Linked DNA regions of Homo sapiens: region 1 is linked to region 2. Evidence: chromatin loops called from intact Hi-C (ENCODE). Cell type or tissue: Panc1. All regions are shown on one strand. Links, peaks and the distances in the headings refer to the core of each region. The heading gives the core; the rest is flanking DNA.

Evidence for each region. A loop is a pair of places that touch in the nucleus more often than their neighbours do. Peaks named below come from ENCODE experiments on the same cell type or tissue, not always from the same donor. Only the 100,000 strongest peaks of a DNase experiment are listed, where the experiment ranks them.
Region 1: a loop joins it to region 2, with 7 times the contacts of the local background. A loop is called at or near these places in 7 of 110 quality-filtered maps.

Annotation. Positions count from the first base shown.
Region 1 is chr2:36,668,711-36,678,257 of GRCh38, reverse strand. No RefSeq gene overlaps it. Among named protein-coding and RNA genes, the nearest start is that of VIT, 23 kb to the left of the region's middle. In Panc1, for the core only: CTCF peaks have their summits at 5,624 and 5,846; no DNase peak of the experiment used is centred there; H3K27ac peaks cover 7,344 bases.
Region 2 is chr2:35,866,161-35,875,707 of GRCh38, reverse strand. No RefSeq gene overlaps it. Among named protein-coding and RNA genes, the nearest start is that of MIR548AD, 400 kb to the right of the region's middle. In Panc1, for the core only: CTCF peaks have their summits at 1,327, 1,532, 3,578 and 3,843 (motif pointing left); a DNase peak (open chromatin) is centred at 3,838.

The sequences.
Region 1 (9,547 bases), core at 1,037-9,036, 800 kb before region 2:
GTAATGGTCACTTCTCTGTCCACCTCATGCTTGGCCTTTCAGCTCGTTCGATGTGCCTGCCCACTTCCTTATTTTTGTAACACTCTTCGTGTGGAAACGCTGGTGGCACCCTCTCTGGTTTTGTCCCACCTCACTGGTTACTCCTTCTCCACCTCCTTTGCTGGAATTTCCTTTTTTAGCTTTTCCTCTATTTGTTGATGCCCCCAGCAGAGCTCAGTCCTGGGCCCCTTTCTTATCTGTTTTACTCTCCTCCTGATATCATTGATTCCTACTGTTTTCTTTTCACCTACTTGCCAATAACCTCTGTTCTGCATGTGAGGATCTCTAGCCCCAGACACAGGCTTCTGATCCTACTGTCAGGGTGGTTGAGGTGTGGTCTCTTCTCCTGTTCCACAACACTATATATCCTACCTATTTAACAAATTAGGATCTGTCTCTAGACAATACGTTAGAAACCCAGTTTTTTTTTTAAAAAAACACATTATTTCAAAAGACTATTACTCATTATTAAATGATATTTCTTATGGTAAATTATTTTATCATTTCAACATAGGAAAGGTCATTTCCTGCCACACATAGCCAAATGCATTGCCTTTGTTTCAGTTTCAAGCTTCCTTGGCTCTAAATTTAAAAGTGAACTCAAGTCAACCAGAGTGCAAATTCTCTGTGTGTGGCCTGCCCTCCCTCTTCCCCTAATTTTGTAGTTGGAAACACCTTCCCCTTTGGGCAAAGTGAAGCAAAAATGTAAACCATTTCTATACTATCTTGAACAAATGTACATTTCCTGTCATTGTACTTTGTGGTTAAGAGTGAGCTCTTGAGAGAAAATGGGGAAAAAATAGAAAAACATCAAAGCACATGCAGAAAACCATAAAAATAGAAAAGAGGGCTATGTGAGAACTTACCGGGGGTGGGGGAAAAAGTAAACAGATCTATTCCATTCCCCCGCCAGCAAAATGTTTAGCATCTCTCAGAATAGTTGGTAAGAATAAAAAATGGGCTTTCTCCATTGAGCTTCCCAGTCTCTGCAGAATTGAGGTTGGTGTTTACTCTCCATCTCTTTGGACAACTGATTCACCCTGTAACTGAGCCTCCTTGTCTAGAGGTGATGTGTGACTTATTTCTTCAGCAGTTTGCGTTCACTCACCACAATACAATTACCACTTTGTCTTCCCCTGAGGTGCACTCCTAAGGCGGAAGGATGTTCTCCCCTCCCCATCACCAATCTACTCAAACGGTTGGTTAATACTCTGGAAATTCCTACAGGAGTGTCCATACACAGAAACTACAAACAAATTTGAGAACAGCTATCATTAAAAATCACCATGGGATTGCTAGAAGGTGCAGGAAGGGAAAGTGGGGAATAGTAGTGCAGTGGAAGTTAATGTTGAGGAGGAGGAGGAAGATTGACGTAGATTTTTAAGAACTCTGGTTTTTATGCCTTCTTGCAGAAAATTTCTCCATTATGCCTATTTCCCAATTGCAGAGGTGGGTTTGTGGGTGAAGAAGTGTGTGTTTAAAGTAAGATTATATGATATGTGTTTTATTGTCTCTGAAACAACTGGTCCCATCAGTTGAAATTTATCATTCAAGCTTTGTATTTTACAGCCACAATCTGTGAGAAGTTTTAACGGTTGAGTATATACAAAGGTTTATGAATACATCATATAAAGATAAAATCCTCCTTCTTACTGCTCCCAAAGACTTTTTGCAAAGGAGCAGGCAGTTAAAGAAAGAGGTTGTTAAACAATGCAAGTCTTAGGGGCACTAGTAAATTCCTCTGCAAAGCAAATAGTGCAAAGCTGTTTACAATCAGAAAATAATGAATAAAGATTGAAGATGGATAAATAAAAGCTGAAGTAAACAGCAGTTTAAAAAATGCAGAGGGGGAACATTAGGGTGCATCTGAACTTTTTGTAAGCTCTGATCATTTCAGGAAAAATGTCAAACTGCTATTTAGTCAATGAGAGATTTGGATATGCATGGGAATGGTAATTAATGAAACACAGAGTCTTACAACAAGGGTAAATTGGAGTTGAGATCTCTTTTTTTCCCCTCTCTCTCTTTTTACAAATTTATTGAGAAAATTTACATACCATAAAGTTCACTGAAGTGTACAATTCAGTGTTCTTTAGTATATTTCCAGGGTTGTGCAGCCATTACCATAATCTAATTTTAGAACAATTTTTATCATTCCCAAAGAAACTCCAGTGCTAATTAATATTCCCTTCCCATTATTTCCTCCTCCTAGCCCCTGGCAACCACTAATCTACTTTCTGTCTCCATGGATTTGCCTATTCTGGCATTTCATACCAATAGAATCATACAATATGTGGTCTTTTATGACTGGATTCTTTCACTAGGCATAGTGTTTACAACATTTATTTATGTTGTAGTGCTATCAGTACTTCATTTCATTTATGTTCAAATAGTATTCTATTGAATGGATATACCACATTTGTTTATCCTGTCATCAGCTGATGGACATTTGGGTTGTTTCTACCTTGGGGCTATTATGAATAATGCTATTATAAACATTATGTACAGGTTTTTGTGTGGACATGTGTTTTCATTTCTCCTGGGTAGATACCCAGGGATAAAATTACTAGGTTGTATGGTAACTATGTTTAACACTGTGAGAAACTGCCAAATTGTTTTCCAAAGTGACTGCACAATTTTATATTTCCACCTGCAATGTGTGAGAGTTCCAATTTCTCTACATCCTCACCAACATTTTTTATTGTTTGTGTTTTTTAAAAAAATTTAGCCTTCCTAGTGAGTGTGAAATGGTGTTTCATTGTGGCTTTGAATAGCATTTCCCTAATGACTAATGAAGTTGAACATCTTTTTATATTCTTATTAGCCATTTTTTCTGTCTCTCTTGCCACCATAGATTCATTTATTATTCTTTAATCTTCCATCCTTTCTTCTCTCTGGAAATCTAGCACAAAACCTAGATAGGTAGGAACTGCATTGAGAGGCCATTTTTCTGTGCTGCAGCTGTGTCCCAATAAAACTCAAGGACAAGTTTATTAATATTGATTCTGAACCATTAAAATTACTAATTTTGGCTACATTCAAGCCAGAAGATTTTTATTAAGTGCTTTGTTCAAACTAGTGGAATATTGTGGATTTACTTACCATTAGGTTTAAAATCTAGTAAGGAATACAAGTTAAGTCCATCAATGAGTATAAAATAAGGAAGAAATAGGTAAATATCATAAGAAAGGTATTACAGAGTGCTGTCTATGGCTGAAGTGAAAACCTTGAACATGCGCATAACCTTTGGCCTAGCAATCCTTTACGAGAAATCTATTTTAAGGAAATCATTACACATTTCCACGAAAGTTTAGATACATGGATATTTACCGGAGCAATATTTCTATTTGTAAAAAAATCAAACAGTTCAATAGGTAGGTAAATAAATTATAATCTTTGCCCAAGTATTATTTCTAATTGTGAAAAATCAAACATTTCAATAGGTACATTAAAAATTATGATAGATCCATATAATAGTTATACATTTATTTAAAATGATGCACAAATATGTTTATTGTATAATATGCAGAATGTATGGGAAATCTCCTGTGGCCAGGAAAGAAAAAAAGTCTGGATGGGAATAAAACCAGAGAGGTAAACAGGTGAACTGGTATTGCCGCTGGCTTGGGGAGAAGGGGTCGGGGAGGGACTCTAAGTTTTAGTAATTTAGGGATTTCGGTTTCAGCATTCACACAGGGCCAGAAGAGAAGACTTAGGGTCTCCTAAAGGTAACTGATTCCCCAGCATACAGCCAGAGTCATTACACAGCTACAACCTCAGGAAAAGGATAGATTAGAAAAAGTTTCACTCAACAGCAGAGGTGCCATGAAACTCTGATGTCTTGGGTTAGTCTCTGAGTAGAAAAAAGAAATGCATTTTGAGAATTTGTAATCAAAGACCTATAACTCATGTAGGGTTGGGGCTCAAATTATGCTACCTGAGTTCAAGAAGACCTCAAAGTAGGAAATTAACAAAAAATTATCTCCCAGCCAAAGGCCCCAGGGCACTTGTCAGAAGAAGATTGCTCAGGTCACCAACCGATCAAGTTTCCTGAAGATGAGCACATAATCCACAATTCAATGTCAGTTTCTTCTACTTCATGTATTTTTTTCTACAAGATTCTTCATTTTTCAAAAGTCTCAAAAGAAGGTCCACATTCATTCTTATCACTTTCATCTTTAAATGTTGCTTCCTATTTCTTTCTGGCAGCCTGGAAATCCTGCCTTAGTTAAAGTATAAAATCGTGACAAGTACATGTCAGTGAGGATTATTTCTGAGTGGAACTAAATGGGCTCTCTTAATGTGCTGAATAACAACATGCCAAAATGATCCTTCAGATCAGGAAACAGTTAAGCAAATTTTTTTTCTGCTTATGTTTCTTTATTGTTGGCATTTTGTGATTTATCTAGTAACCCGTTATCTGTAGTCGTACACGCTCCTATTTTTTTAAATCATCTTCTTTAAACCATTGTCATCTATTTGACTAATTTCAGAGCACTTTGTCTTTGTAATGCCAGCCAGTGCATCTGTGATTCTTTGCTTTGCAGCATCCACTGCTCCATCTACGCTTTCAGTTTCTCTGTAGTGTTTACAAACGTATAATTTGTCAGGTATCATAGTGCATCTTGCTTTAACCATCGTTATTTATTCTTTAAAATGAGTTAGTGCCATTTTATTTATAACTTTTTTCTTTTTTTGGCTTTTAATATCTGTAAGTATCATTTATAACTTGTAAAAAAAGTATTATTATTATTGTTATGATGAGACTACCACTACTCTTGAAATCTTTTGCTCTAGGTTTCTGCTGACTTGTACTTCTTCAATGATGGATGGTGTAACATATTTTAACAGAAACTCAATTTTTTTGATGCTTTGTTCATTGATTTAGAAACTCATCTGGCTGGATAGTCCTGCTTTTCGTCTTTCATATGATTTTACTTTTAAGTTTTAGTTTAAGCTCGGAGGTGGTGTCCTCCACAGAGTAGTCCTATAGATTGCAACAAGGGGACAAGCAGACAAAACCAAGTCTTGTGAAAAAGTGTTTAAGGTTCTGGAGATGATTCACCTAAAAAAGAGAAGACTCAGGAATATTGGGGCAATGAGGGAGTGGGGGAATAAACAAGGAAGGAGTTCTAGCCTTAATATGCGGAGGAAAATGTTAATTAGAACCATGCAACAACCTGATAGATGACATTACAGATGAGGTGTTTTTTTGTCAGTAGGATTTGAAATATCAGGCACAATCTTTAAGCATGGACCCAAGATTTTGCTCCATTTTAGACTTGTAGAATGTGCATTCCACAACAGGAAGAAAAAATATGCGTGTGAATTATGATATATACTGTTCTCTTAAAATTTAATTGTTTCAATCATGAGATGAAGCTTGAAAATAAGGTGCCATTATATTTTATAACTATTTTCCTCCCACATCCTTAGAAGAAGAGATTTTTCTGTGATATCGCCTATGTTCTTTTTATAGTTTTTAATGTACTTACCTTTGGGGCACGATATGTAGAAAAATAAGGCAGTACTTTTGACAAGTAGCGTTTATTTTCTCTTTACTCTTTGGAATAGTCATTAAAGTAACAAGTTAGGAAATATTAAAAGCATTTTGTTTCTAAGAAATATACATTCTTCTATAAGTATATTTACATATTCATGGATATGATTGGTTCTTTGTTTTTGTTAACACCTAAAGAAATTTAGTTGTAGTTTCTAAACTAGAGAAAGTTTATCTTATAAAGAAAACAAAACAGAAGAAAGAATAGCAAAGCCTGGATTAGCTGTCAGTTGTCCCACAGTTCCACAATGGGGCACTATTGAGTTTTGCAAGATGCCCTTTAGAGAAAGGGAACCTTGACACAAATGATCACCTAAAAGGCACTAAGTTGATTTCTCGTAAATTAATTATGTAATACATAGTTTTCTTTAAATGGAAATAACAATTCCTCACTAAAAAGCTGAGTATATGTTTGTATAATCTTACTTCAAATATATCACAATCTTCTTTTAAATGGTATTAATTGGGCCTGAATACTTTGGAGACATGAACAAGTCTATGCTTTCTCTTTAGAAATGTAAAAATATGCTAGTAGTATGCTAGATTAGAAATTCTCTTCTAGACTTTGGATTTGTGAATATGGAAAGAATTATTTGAGTATTTAGATTATTTTTAGTCATCTAAAGTCCCATTAATTTGTAGTCCTTTCAAATATACCACTTTGCACTAATATTGGGTTGAGACGATGTCATATATAAATAACCAGCTAATTTGATGACGACAGCAAACTGGTTGTTCAGCATTGTGTAGGCAGATCAGATGAATTATTTATTGGTTCTATTTTCTTTTGAAGTTGTTCTTTGTCATCATTAATGAATGTATAAATGTACAGTATTTAGGTATGCATTTTTCTTACTAATGTTTTTTATTCCTGCTGGATGAAAGAGCTTTTGTGTAAGAGAGCAATTTTGAGAAGAAAAGGGAGAAGAAAATGAATGTGTTATGTAAAACATGGTTTTGTTTTTCTGTCTTGCTTCGGAGAAGGGAGATGTATCCTCTGGTGGCATCTTGCTCTATCCATTTTTGCCTGTTAGCAGAATTACCCACCTGGTGAGGAGCACATTGGAGAAATACATGGTACATTTAGGTGGGAGGAGTGAACAAATGAGAATCCACTATACTGAGAGACAGGGTAAACATTTCATAAATTCTGTACCCACGATATTAAAAAAAAAGCACAATTATTAAGGCGTGAATAGCATCTTCCATGACACATAGTACGCCTGATGAATAAGAAGGCAAAGTCACAGTGTGACCCAACCGATCCATGAGATCTTCAATGAGTCAATGCAATAGGCAAATTTCAGAAGTGGAAATAACAGAATCCACTCTGGTTAGTTTAAGCATGACATGGATTTGTTAGAGAACATTGGGAATCTCACAGAATCTCTGAAGAGAATGTAATTTACCTGGCATACATTTGGTGAGAAGAAACTCAGTCACATTTGCTGTGTTCTACTTTCTATTTATTGAAATTCTGTCCTCATTTTGGGTGCAAATCAAGTCTTACTTCCTCCTGGAAACCTCTTCTGGCTCTCCCAGTCCTGACTCATCTTACAGAAGTGTGGTATTTAGAGACGTAAGAGACTTCAGAGACATTCAATCCAAACTTGATCCCAGTGCGACCTGGAGTATCCCAGGAAGAATGTCATTCAGTTTCTGCTTACCTTCACTACAGAAGGACAAAGCTTTGCCTGCCAGCCAGAGGAACCTCCTCAAATGTTAAGTACTTAAAGTTCTTTTCCCAATGGCCTGGAAAAATAATATGTCATTTTTATGTTGTTCCAGATATGCCAGTCTCTGAGTACCATCATGGCTATAATAGCACCTACCGTCTATCTCCCCTCTGGAATGTCCTGAGAGACAGGACATTTCCTTAGTCCTTAGTCGTCGCAAACCCAGCACAGTGCCTGGCAATTAATTAATAGCCATTGAAGAAATACTGGTTTCTACATTGATAGTTCTGGGGGCTGGAATGGCTTGTGCTTTCAGCCTCTGCAACATTGTTCTGTTACAAATCTCATCTGAGCCCAATGAAACTCTTTCTTAAAGAATATCGCATGCGTATACCAACTAGAGCTCATTTAATGAGTAGAAAGAAAGCCAGAGTAACTTCTTTCAGGGATTTAAAAAACTGAATTGCTAGCACTTTTAAAGGATTAAGGCCAGTGTTTAATCATCCAAACTAGATTTTTTTTTCTGGAATTAATATCAAGCTCATCTCTCTGTTGTTTCTGTACCATGTTTTGTTCCTTTCTTTGAAGTTCAGGCCTGCATGTCTGTCTGCGGCCTGAGACATTCCTCCCATTGTCTATGATCTTGTAACTCTTACCTGAAGTGGCTTTGATATGACATTGACAGGTTTCTTCTGCACTCTGGTTATTTGAGCCTGAGATCAACTCATTTGGCCTATTACCTCTTCCTTGCCTGTTGAAGGCCATGGGTTCCATTTTGAAAACGATTCCACTTGCTGAAGAACGTGGGACAACAAAGTAGCCTGAGAGGCCTGGCTTCTCCCAGTCATCAAAGAGTTCTGGGTGGAGTCACACTGAGTTCTTTAAATTTTTGTTTCTCCCCCTTTCATCCTCTTCCCTTTCTTTCCTCTACTTCTGTCCTTTAGCCATTTTGGAATTACAGGGGATCTTATGGTCAGGTTTCAGTTGTTAGGTGCAGGCATTACTTTGAAGCCACGTGCTCTTTGAGAATATCTAAGCATGAAATCTTCCCCCTGTTTTCTCAAATTTATTTGAAACTCTGTTAGGCTTGCTATTTAGTTTTTTTTCTGACCATAAAAATTAAGTTGGTTTATTAGCAAATATTTAGAAAACACAGAAGAGTACTGAGAATAAAATAAAACAATTTATGTTTCCCTCAGAGGATTCTGTTTTGCATTTTGGGGGGTGAGTGTGTGTGTGTGTGTGTGTGTTTACATTATAACAAGTCCCAAAATATGCTTTACACCTCTCCTTGTATGTGTGAACTTTTGTCTTTGAGGGTCACAGAATATGAGACAACATAAAAAGTCCCATTTAACGTTTCTGGTTTAATGTAAATATGTATAATCTATATATAATACAGTGGGATGACATTCTGAAGTATTAATTGATTTTTTTATTCCCACACTTCCTCATACCCCCATAATCTCCCCTCAGATGGGTCAGGAGACAGGAGGCTTCCTTTGCTTCAAGGGAAGCTGTCGTGGTGGAACCAGATGACAAAGCCTGCATACTCTGATTTTCAATTTCAAAAACTACAACCCCGGAGTGAGACTGATGGATCAGGAAAAAAATGTAGTCAACTCACTTCTTTCCATTACCTTTGTCCCTTTCTATTACAAATATGTGGAAATATGACAAAAGTTTTATTAGGACCTATAACAAAAGAAAACTCCCAGTTACAACAACAATAACAAAAATTATCAAAAAATAAGCTGGGCATGGTGGTTCATGCCTGTAATCATGCACTTTGGGAGGGTGAGGCAGGCAGATCACCTGAGGTCAGGAGTTCAAGACCAGCCTAGTCTGGCCAACATGGTGAAACCCCATCTCTACTAAAAATACAAAAAAAAAAAAAAAAAAAAAAATTAGCTGGGCATTGTGGTGCATGCCTGTAATTCCAGCTACTCAGGAGGCTGAGGCGGGAGAATCCCTTGAACCTAGGAGGCAGAGGTTGCAGTCAGCTGAGATCACGCCACTGCACTGCAGCCTGGGCAACAGCACGAGACTCCATAAAAAAAAAAAAAAAAAAAAAAGACAAAACCCCCTAAATTATCAAGAAGTGAACTTCAAAAGAAATGTACAGGTCTAGCATACAAAAATTAGTATAAAAATGAGTTTACAGAGGGTCATAAAGGAAGACAAGAAGGCAGAAATAAATGTAGAGAGAGATATGTCTTTTGGGTGACAGGAAGGCTTACTACTACCAAGATGCTAATTCTCCCTAAATTAA
Region 2 (9,547 bases), core at 482-8,481:
TCCCAACCGTCTGAACTTGAGTGCCCCCAAACCCCACCACTGGGGGCCAAAGTGCTCTTGTTCTCTAAGTAAACTTGTAAGGCATTCTAGATCACAAGGATTGCAACTCGTAGGTGAGCCCTAGGGCTGAGCTAGGCCCAGAGACAGTTGACTGTAGGGGCACCTGACATACTGAGACACCAGCTGGGGCAGCCAAGAAAGTGCTGGTATCTCCCTCCCCTAATCCCACAATGCACAGTTGAGGGCTCCAGAAGAGACCCCTTCCTGCCACCTGAGGAGAGGAGAGGAAAGAGAGGGAGGACTTTGTCTTGCATCTTGGATAGCAGCTCAGCCACAGCAGGACAGGGCACCAGTCAGAGTGGTGAGGTTCCTGCTACAGGCCCCAGCTCCTGTACATTTCTAGACACAGCCTGGGCCAGAAGGGAACCCATTGTCTTCAAGGGGTCTTGGCCGCATTCATCACCTACTAACTGAAGAGCCCTTGGGCTGCAAATAACAAGCAGTGATACCAAGGCACTATGTTGAGGGCCTTAGTTGAGCCTCTGAGACTTGCTGGCTTCAGGTACCAGCATGGACACAGGAGGCATACAGTACCAAGTGGACTGTTGGGGCCCCTGATTCCAACATTTGACTCTTGGACAGCATTTCTGTACCTGCCCTGGATTAGAGGAGAGCCAACTGCCCCAAAGGTTGAGTCCCAGGCCACGCAGCATTCACCACAAAATGACGTAAGTGTTCTTGGAACAAAAGGGAACATCAGTGGTAGTCTGACAGTACTCCCAATGGCCAGTGGTGACAGTGGCTATGGTGTGAGTCCCCTCAGCCTTTGGAAAGGGGAGGGAAGAGTGAGAAGGACTGCAAAATGTGGTTTGAGTGCCAGATCAGCATCAGTAAAACAGAAAACCAGGTAGACTAAGATTTTTGACTTTAGTCCCTGCGTTCTTGGTGGCATGTTTGAACCCACCAAGGACCTGGGGGACCTTGCCACCCTGAAGGGAAGGATATAGGCCTGGATGGCTTTGCCACCTGCTGATTGTAGAGCCCGAGGGCCTTGAGTGAATATAGGCATAGCCAAGGGGTTATTACAGCAGGCCTTGGGTAAGACCCAGTGCTGTGCTGGCTTCAGGTCAGACTCAGTGCAGACACAGTAGTGGTGGCCACTCGGGTGCCTGTCACTCCACCGCCAGCTTTAGTTGGCTCAGAACAGAGAGAGAGACTTCATTTTTTTCCGAGAAAGTGAGGGAAGAGAACAATAGTCTCTGCCTGATAATCCAGTGAATTCTCCTGGAACATGTCTAAGATCGTCAAGGCAGTGCCTCCACAAGCCTAGAAGAACCACAGCCTTGCTACTGGGCTTAGGGTACCCCCTGATATGGTTTGGCTGTGTTCCCACCCAAATCTCATCTTGAATTGTAGTTCCCATAATCCCTGTGTGTGGTGGGAGGGACCCGGTGGGAGGTAGCTGAATCATGGGTACGGTTTTCCCCATGTTATTCTCATGATAGTGAGTAAGTTCTCACAAAATCTGATGGTTTTATAAGGTGCTGCCCCCTTTGCTTGACTCTCATTTTTCTCTTTACTGCCACCTTGTGAAGAACGACATGTTTGTTTTTCCTTTAAGAAAGTGTTCCCGTTTGGTCTCAGTTGCTTCTCTATTAAAACAAGGGTTGGACTAATTTTTCTATAATATTTCTTATAGTATTTACCTTGCCTGATGCAGAAGTGACTTCCCATGTCATCTTATTCAGTTGCACTGTGGTATAATTTTGTTAATAGAGAGGGCATTTTGTTATTAATTCAGTGCTGACTCACAATTTTCCCCTGCCTTGTCTAAGGACTCCTGTGCCATTAAGAACTTCCATTAATAACTTTTTAATTTGGTTTTATCCCCAGGGACTTATTTTACTTAAAATTCACGTGGCCTTTGGTTCATTTCTAATTATTATGATCACTCTTTTTTTTCTCTTATTATTTAAAAAATCTGCCCCTATGTGGAATTGTTTTCTTCGTGTATTTTTCATTCAACACATTGATTAGGATTAAAGCATGTGAGTCCTTCAACTGACCTCTGTAGACTAGAGAAAACAGAGGTGGCTCTTTTAGGATGATCTATTTTTTGGCAGATACAAAATATATAATATATTAAGTTTGCTCTCAGTTTTCAACAGCACTGTAAGGCTGTGAATTCGGAGGCCAGAAACAAGATTTTCCACAGTCCTTTGAGCAACTTCAACAATTTCACTTCACTATATACTGTCATACTCTTAACATTATAAAATGAAACTCTTTAACTTATATAATTTAACTTATAACTAAAATAAAGGCATTGTAAGATATATTTTAATAGAATTATTTGATTATTAGAAAGATGACAATACACATTAAATAAATGCATTATATTTTATGATCACCTTAATGAGAAAATGTTGCATCTATTAAAAAGAACAGAATGTCACATATAAACAATAACCATTAGAAAGAAAAGAAAAATGACAGAATGTGTAAATTAATAGAAAAGGAATATTTTTAAAAAGGTATCAGCAGACATGAATCTTCACAATGAAAGACTCATTGAGTCTTTAGCACAATGAATGAAAAATAATCCTTACAAAAGCATATACAGCATTTCAGAACAATAGAGATAAAGGGAAGACCTTAAAAGCTTCCAAAAAGGGAAGAAGAAAGCACATCACATGGAGAAGGTGAATATTTACTTTTGGTCAGTAAATTCCACAGCTTGGAAACGTGAGTTAATTCCATGTTCCATTTCATGGAGGAAAAGAGGGAAGGATTATTGACATATACACTTTCTTTCCTAGGTTAGCTCAATATTCAAGGCAAGTGTGAGCCTGCAAGTAAGGGTCAGAGAGTGTTAAAAGCTTGATGAAATGAGTCAAAGAGACAGAAACACCTACTAAGCACAGGGCTGACCTGGGAGCACAGGGGCTCGAAATACAAACAAAATGCAGAGTGAAGCAAATTTTATGAATGAGGTTCTAGCTAATATTGAAGGGGCAAAGAGAAAGGTGCCGTTTAAGTCAAACTACAGTGAAGCGAGGCCTGGGTTTGTTTAGTATATTTTTAAAGTGTGTGTGTATGCACGGTGTGTGTGTGTGTGTGTGTGTGTGTGGTGTTTGGGTATGTGTGTTGGTGTTTTATTAGACAAAGAAAGCTGTTGAAGAAATGAGTATGAAGCGGGATTGGTCCCTTGGTTGGGTGTGAAGAAAGTTGTAAATCTTCAGAGCAACTTAGAAAGGATGGGGAGTAGGAACTTCCAGTACTAAAATTGGGACCATCTCTGGGAAAAAGGGATGATTTTGTCACTCAAAGTGAAGTTCCAGGGAATCTGAGGATGAACAGATAAATGCAGGACTGAGACTGGGACAGGAAGGAAAAGAACAGAGGGAGAAGAATAAAAGTAAAATGGGACGAGCTCCAGAGGTTGGAAGCATGGTTCAAGATAAGCTGGTCATTCAGTGAGCTCTTCAGTTCAAGGGGTGAAAGGCTGAGATTGGAGCTGACATGGGCAGATACAATATAGAGTATGCTCAAGAGAGTGTGGAAAGCTCATGTCTGCCCTTTCTCAGCTTTAAATATGTCTGTATATAAAATAAAATAGACACAATTTCATATCTACATTTTCTCAGAATACTTGGTGGCACACAGGAGTTTTGTCAAAAATTAGGTTATTCTGGACATTAGAATTCATGAGGTTGGCATTTTGATTCAGCCTCTTTGGACCTATGTACCATAGAGAACCATCACCATCATTAGAAACCACATTCCCCCATCACGATGCTACAACGACATACGCGTTCTGTGCTCTGTCTCCCTCTGGTGCCCTTCTCCGGTCCATGCTTCATTACCTTTTGAAATTCCCAAGGACGCAGTTCATTTTCATAAGTACAAGATGTGACAGAAATTTAACAAAGGCCCCACGACATTGGCTGCTGTCAGAAAAATGCCTAATTGGTCTATCTGCCCTAAAGAGTATGCTCAGAATGCAGCCCTAGACCGAAATCTCAAAGGCTGGTTTTGAAAGATCTGCTGAGCTAGGAAGTCTGGCATTCTATGTCCTGAGAAGAGAATGTTAAACTAGAAATTAAAGCTCAATTTGAAACTAGATTTTAGCATTTCCCTTTTTTTCTCATATAAAGTATGAGCTGTTTTTGAATATGACTGCTACATTTCCATTGTCAACACCGTGAGATCTCAAGACATATTACTTCATCATTTAATTTACCCCAGCAGTTCATTTTGAAATATAGGGTAATTACTCTGTACACAGGGTTTTCATTTCATGTCCCAGATGGTATTAGCTGAAAATAACATTTTTAAAATTTAGGTATCTGGAAAAGTAACAAAGGAAATGAAATATGGCTTAGAAAATCAGATTAATGCCAAGCAGGTTAATATCTTTGAGGGGAAATAAATGATAAAAAAAAATTAAGTACTCAATGGAAAAGTAGAAGCTGCAGAGAAAGAATACTGCCAGGTATACATAAATGAGAAATAATAAACTAGATATTAAAATAAAGCACTTTTCACAAAGGGCAAATTTAAGTTAGACTGTTTCATATCTCTCTGTATGGTTGAGCCTATTGTTTTCAAAGTCACAGATAAAACTTAAACAGACTACCATTTCTTTAAATAGACTCTAGTCTGGATAACCTTGGAGCTCTTAATCCATTTGCATTTTGCCATCTGCTTTGCATGCTTCTTAACTTAATATGCATATCTCAGAATTGATTCAATTTACAAGCTCCTTCAGGAAGACATGTGCTACTATTGTATTGCAGAACTGATGATATTCAACAGTCTGTACAACATAAATCTAAAAGGACACCATGGAAAGAATACTAGACAAAGAGTTAGGTGACTTCAGTTCAATCAGATCGTGATTACTCACTCTGTGACATTGAACATCTACACACTCCAGGCTTCAGTTTTCTCACATGTAAAATGAGTGTCAGCCTCTCTTAAGTTTCCTTCTAGATCCAAAATTCTCACAAATATGTCACCTTCCTATTGGAAGAAAGGCTGGTAATTTCAATTAAGAAACAGACATTAACTGGTGCCTTTTTACCCCTCTTTTGATATGTATTTTTAGAAAAGACTTCTTAAAAAAGAGCTTCAAATGAAAAATCACAGTTCTGTAACAAATATAACTAGAGATAAATATTACAAGCTAAAGACAGTATATACTTAAAAAGGAATTAAACATTTAAAAGAAAAATAAATTTACATATATCAGCTATCACAACAATTGTAAATATAAGAATATTTCATGTTGAGAGTTTCTTCCGGGGGCGGGGGAAGGAGAGAGAGAAAGAGAAAGAGAGACTACAAAAGCAAAAATTAAATCCAGCTATAAGCATTTTGCAAGATATGTCTCTTTAATATGATGGTATAGAAAGTTGAAAGGTAAGTGATTGAAAAATAAAAAATCCAATCCAAAAAAATTTGATGTAGCAATATTATCAGAATGGATGGACTCAAAGACAAATGTGTTGCTGGGAATAATGAGGATTATCACTTAATAAAAATAACAGTTCTCTATGAAGTTATAACAATCTTGAGTCCTGAATTTATTAATCCAACAATGTAGCCTCAAACATATGAGGAAAAAATTGGCAGAATTACCCAAACTTTCCCAAACTGAATTCTGATGGGAATATTTTTTAATACACTTTGATCAAGTAGACAATTTAATTAACAACCTGAACTCATAGACATATAAAGAACTCGGCAGCCAACATTGTAAACATACTTATCCTTTTCCAAGGCCATATAACCTATTCACAAAAACATATAAAGAATCTTTGCATGCCCTAAAGTTTAATAGAAATGGTGAATGTGGATATCCATGACTTAGTCCTGATTTTCAGAGGGAAAGCATTCAATTTTTCACTGTTAATAATGCAATTAGATAATAATGAAAATAGCTTTTTCATTGATATCTTTATTGGTTGAAGAAGTTCTTTCTCTCTTATTACTATCTTTCTGACAGTCCCCATGAAGTTGTCTTGAAATTTATTAAGTACTTTTTATGCATCTTTTGAGATGATGATATATTTCTTTATTTTTTAATGGGTGAATTCTATTATTTGGTTTTTGAATGATATAGCATCTTTGCATTCCCAGAACAAACCCCTTATGTTATCCTTATATATTGTTGGATTTTATTTACAATAAATTGTTAATAGGTTTTTGCATGTATATTCATTTAATGCATAGATATTGGTCTATGGTTCTTTCATTTGTAATGTCTCTGTCTGATTTTGTATCAGGGTGATGCTAGCTTCACAAAATGATTTGGAAAGTATTCTCTCCTTCTCTGTTTCCTAAAAGTGTATGGTTGGTATTATTTCTTCCATAAATGTCTGACACAATTGACTATTGAAGCCATAAGATCCTTAGCTTTTTACTGGAGAGATTTAAGTTTTTAAAATTGCATATATTTAAGGTGTACAATGTGATGTTTTGATATATTTATACCCAGCAAAATAGTTACTGTAGTCAATAAAATTAACATACTAATCATCTCACATATTTACCTTTCCCTTTTTTTGGTGGTAAGAGTACCTAAAATCTACTAACTGTTTTAGCCAATTTCCGCATTGTAACAATACAATATTATTAATTTAATCTTCATGTTATACATTAAATCTCTAGGCTTATTCATCCTTTGACCTACATCTTCCCATCCCTCCCTGCCTTCCTGGTAACCATCCTTGTACTCTATGTTTCTATGTATTCAACTTTTCAATTCCTTCCTTTCTTCCTTCCCTCCCTCCCCTCACTCCCCTTCTTTCCCATATAAGTGAGATCATGCAGTATTTGTCTATGTGTGTCTGGTTTATTTCACCTAGCATAATGTCTTCTAGGTTCATCCATTTTGTTGTCAATGACAGAATTTCTTTCTTTTTAAAAGGCTGAATAATATTCCATTGTGATATATGTACCAAAATTTCTGTATCCATTCATCCATCAATGAACACTTAGGTTGTTTTCATATCTTGGCTATTGTGAATTAAGTTTCAGTGAACGCGACAGCACAGATACCTCTGTAAGTTCCTAATCAAATCAAATTTAAAAACTTCTATGCAGTAAAGAAAACAATTGACAAAAATGAAAGAGAGCAAATGGGTTGGGAGAAAGTATTTCCTAACCATATTTCTGATAAGGGGTTAATATCCAAATTATATAAGGAGCACATACACCTCAATCACAAAAAATCAAATAACCTGATTTTATAATGGGTAAAAGATCTGAATAGACATTTCTTCAAAGAAGATATAAAAATGGCCAAGGTGTATGAAAAGGTGCTCAACATCACTAATCACCAGGAAAACACAAATCAAAGCCACAATGAGGTGTCACCTTACACGTGGTAGAATAGCTATTATAAAAAAGACAAGAGACATCAAGTGTTGGAAAGGGTGTGGAGAAAATATACTCTTGTACACTCTTGGTGGGAATGTACATTGGTGCAGCTATATGAAAAACCATATGAAGTTTCCTCAAAAATATTAAAAATAGAACTACTTAATGACATAGTAGTCCCTCTTCTGGGAATATACTAAAAGAAAATGAAATCAGCACCTTGTAGAGATATCTGTAGATACATATTTGATAGAGAAATCAATGTTTTCAATGAATATTAGGCTAATTAGATTTTCTATATCCTTGTGTGGCTTTTGATTTGTTGTGATTTTCTAGCAACTTGTGTTTTTCTTGATGGTAGAATATTATATCATATAGGCATTAAAATTGTCATGTATGGCAGGGTGTGATGGCTCACTCCTTTAATCCCAGCACTTTGGGAGGCTGAGGGAGGTGGATCACCTGAGGATAGGAGTTCAAGACCAGCCTGGCCAACATGGTGAAACCCCGTCTCTACTAAAAATATAGAAATTAGTTAGGCGTGGTGGCAGGCACCTGTAATCCCAGTTACTTGGAAGGCTGAGGCAGGAGAATCACTTGAATTGGGGAGGCGGAGGTTGCAATGAACTGAGATCATGCCATTGCACTCCAGCTTGGGTGACAAGAGGGAAACTCTGTCTCAAAAAAAAAAAAGTCATGTATTATATTTTAACATCTGTAAGATCTTTAGCGATGTCTCTTCTTTAATTTCTGATAATTTGTATCTTTTCCCTTTTTTATTCGTGATCAAGCTAGTAAGAAAGTTATCAGTTTTTTGGTCTTCTCAAAGAAACACCTTTGGTTTTAACTGATTTTTCTCTATTTTTATTTGCTTTCTGTTTTATTGATTTTCAATTGTTTATTATTAATTTCATTATGCTAATTTGTGTTTATTTTCCCTCTTTCTAGTTTCTTAAAAGCTTACCTTATTAATTTTTAGAACTTTCTTCTTTTCTAATATAAGTATTTAAGGCTATAAATATCTCTCTAATAACTGTTTTAGCAGCATCTTAGAAATCTTGATGTTTTGATGATTTCATTTTTGTGAAATTTTAGGTATTTTCTAATTCTTTTTGTGATTCTTTCTTTGACATGTTTATTTAGAGGTGTATTGTTTAATGTCCAACTATTTGGTACTTTTCCAGATAGCTTTTTCTTGTTGATTTCTACATTAATGCTATTGCTGTCAGAGAACATACTGTGAATTTGAATCTTTTTAAATTGAATGAATCTTGTTTTATGGCCCAACATATGGTCTATTTTGGTGAATGTGCCATATTCAATAAAAAATAATGTATATTCTGCTGTTCTTTGGTAAGGTGTTCTATAAATAAGTGTCAATTAGGTCAAGTTGTTTGTGCTGCTCAGTCTTCTGTATCTTCACTGATATTCTATCTACATGCTTTATCATTATTAAGATATGAGTGTTGATATCTCCAATTATAATGGTAAATTTTTCTCTTTCTGCTCTCAGTTTTGCCAGTTTTTGCTTCATGCTTTTTGAAATTCTGTTTAGGCATTTACAGTGTAGGATTATTATATCTTCATTAGGAATTGACCCATTTATCGTTATAAAATGCCTCTTTATTGCCCTGTTAATTCTTTATTTGAAGTTTACTTTACCTAACTGTAGCCACTATGGCTTTTTAATATTAGCGTTTGCATCATATGCTTTTTGCATTCCTTTTACTTTTATCCTATTGATACCTTATACTTAAAATGGGTATACATAAAATGTAGACATGTTATATATAGTTCATCATTGCTTTTTTGTCCAGTCTGATAATCTGATTATTAGAGTGTGTAGGCCATTTACACTTAGATAATTTTTGACACAGATTTAAATCTACCATCATGCTACTTGATTTTATTTCCTTTCTCTTCTTTTTCTTCTTTCTGCTGGATTAATCAAGGTTCATTTTACTTATTAATCAAGTTTGTTTTGTTAATATTTTATTTTATCTCTACTATTGGCTTAATCATTTCCCTTCCAATCCATTGTGGTTTTGTTGAGGTACATTTTTTTGAGGTACATTTTTTTGGTATATATATATAACATACATATATATGTGTGTGTGTGTGTTTGTGTGTGTGTATTTAAAACCTGCATCATAGTTTTGCT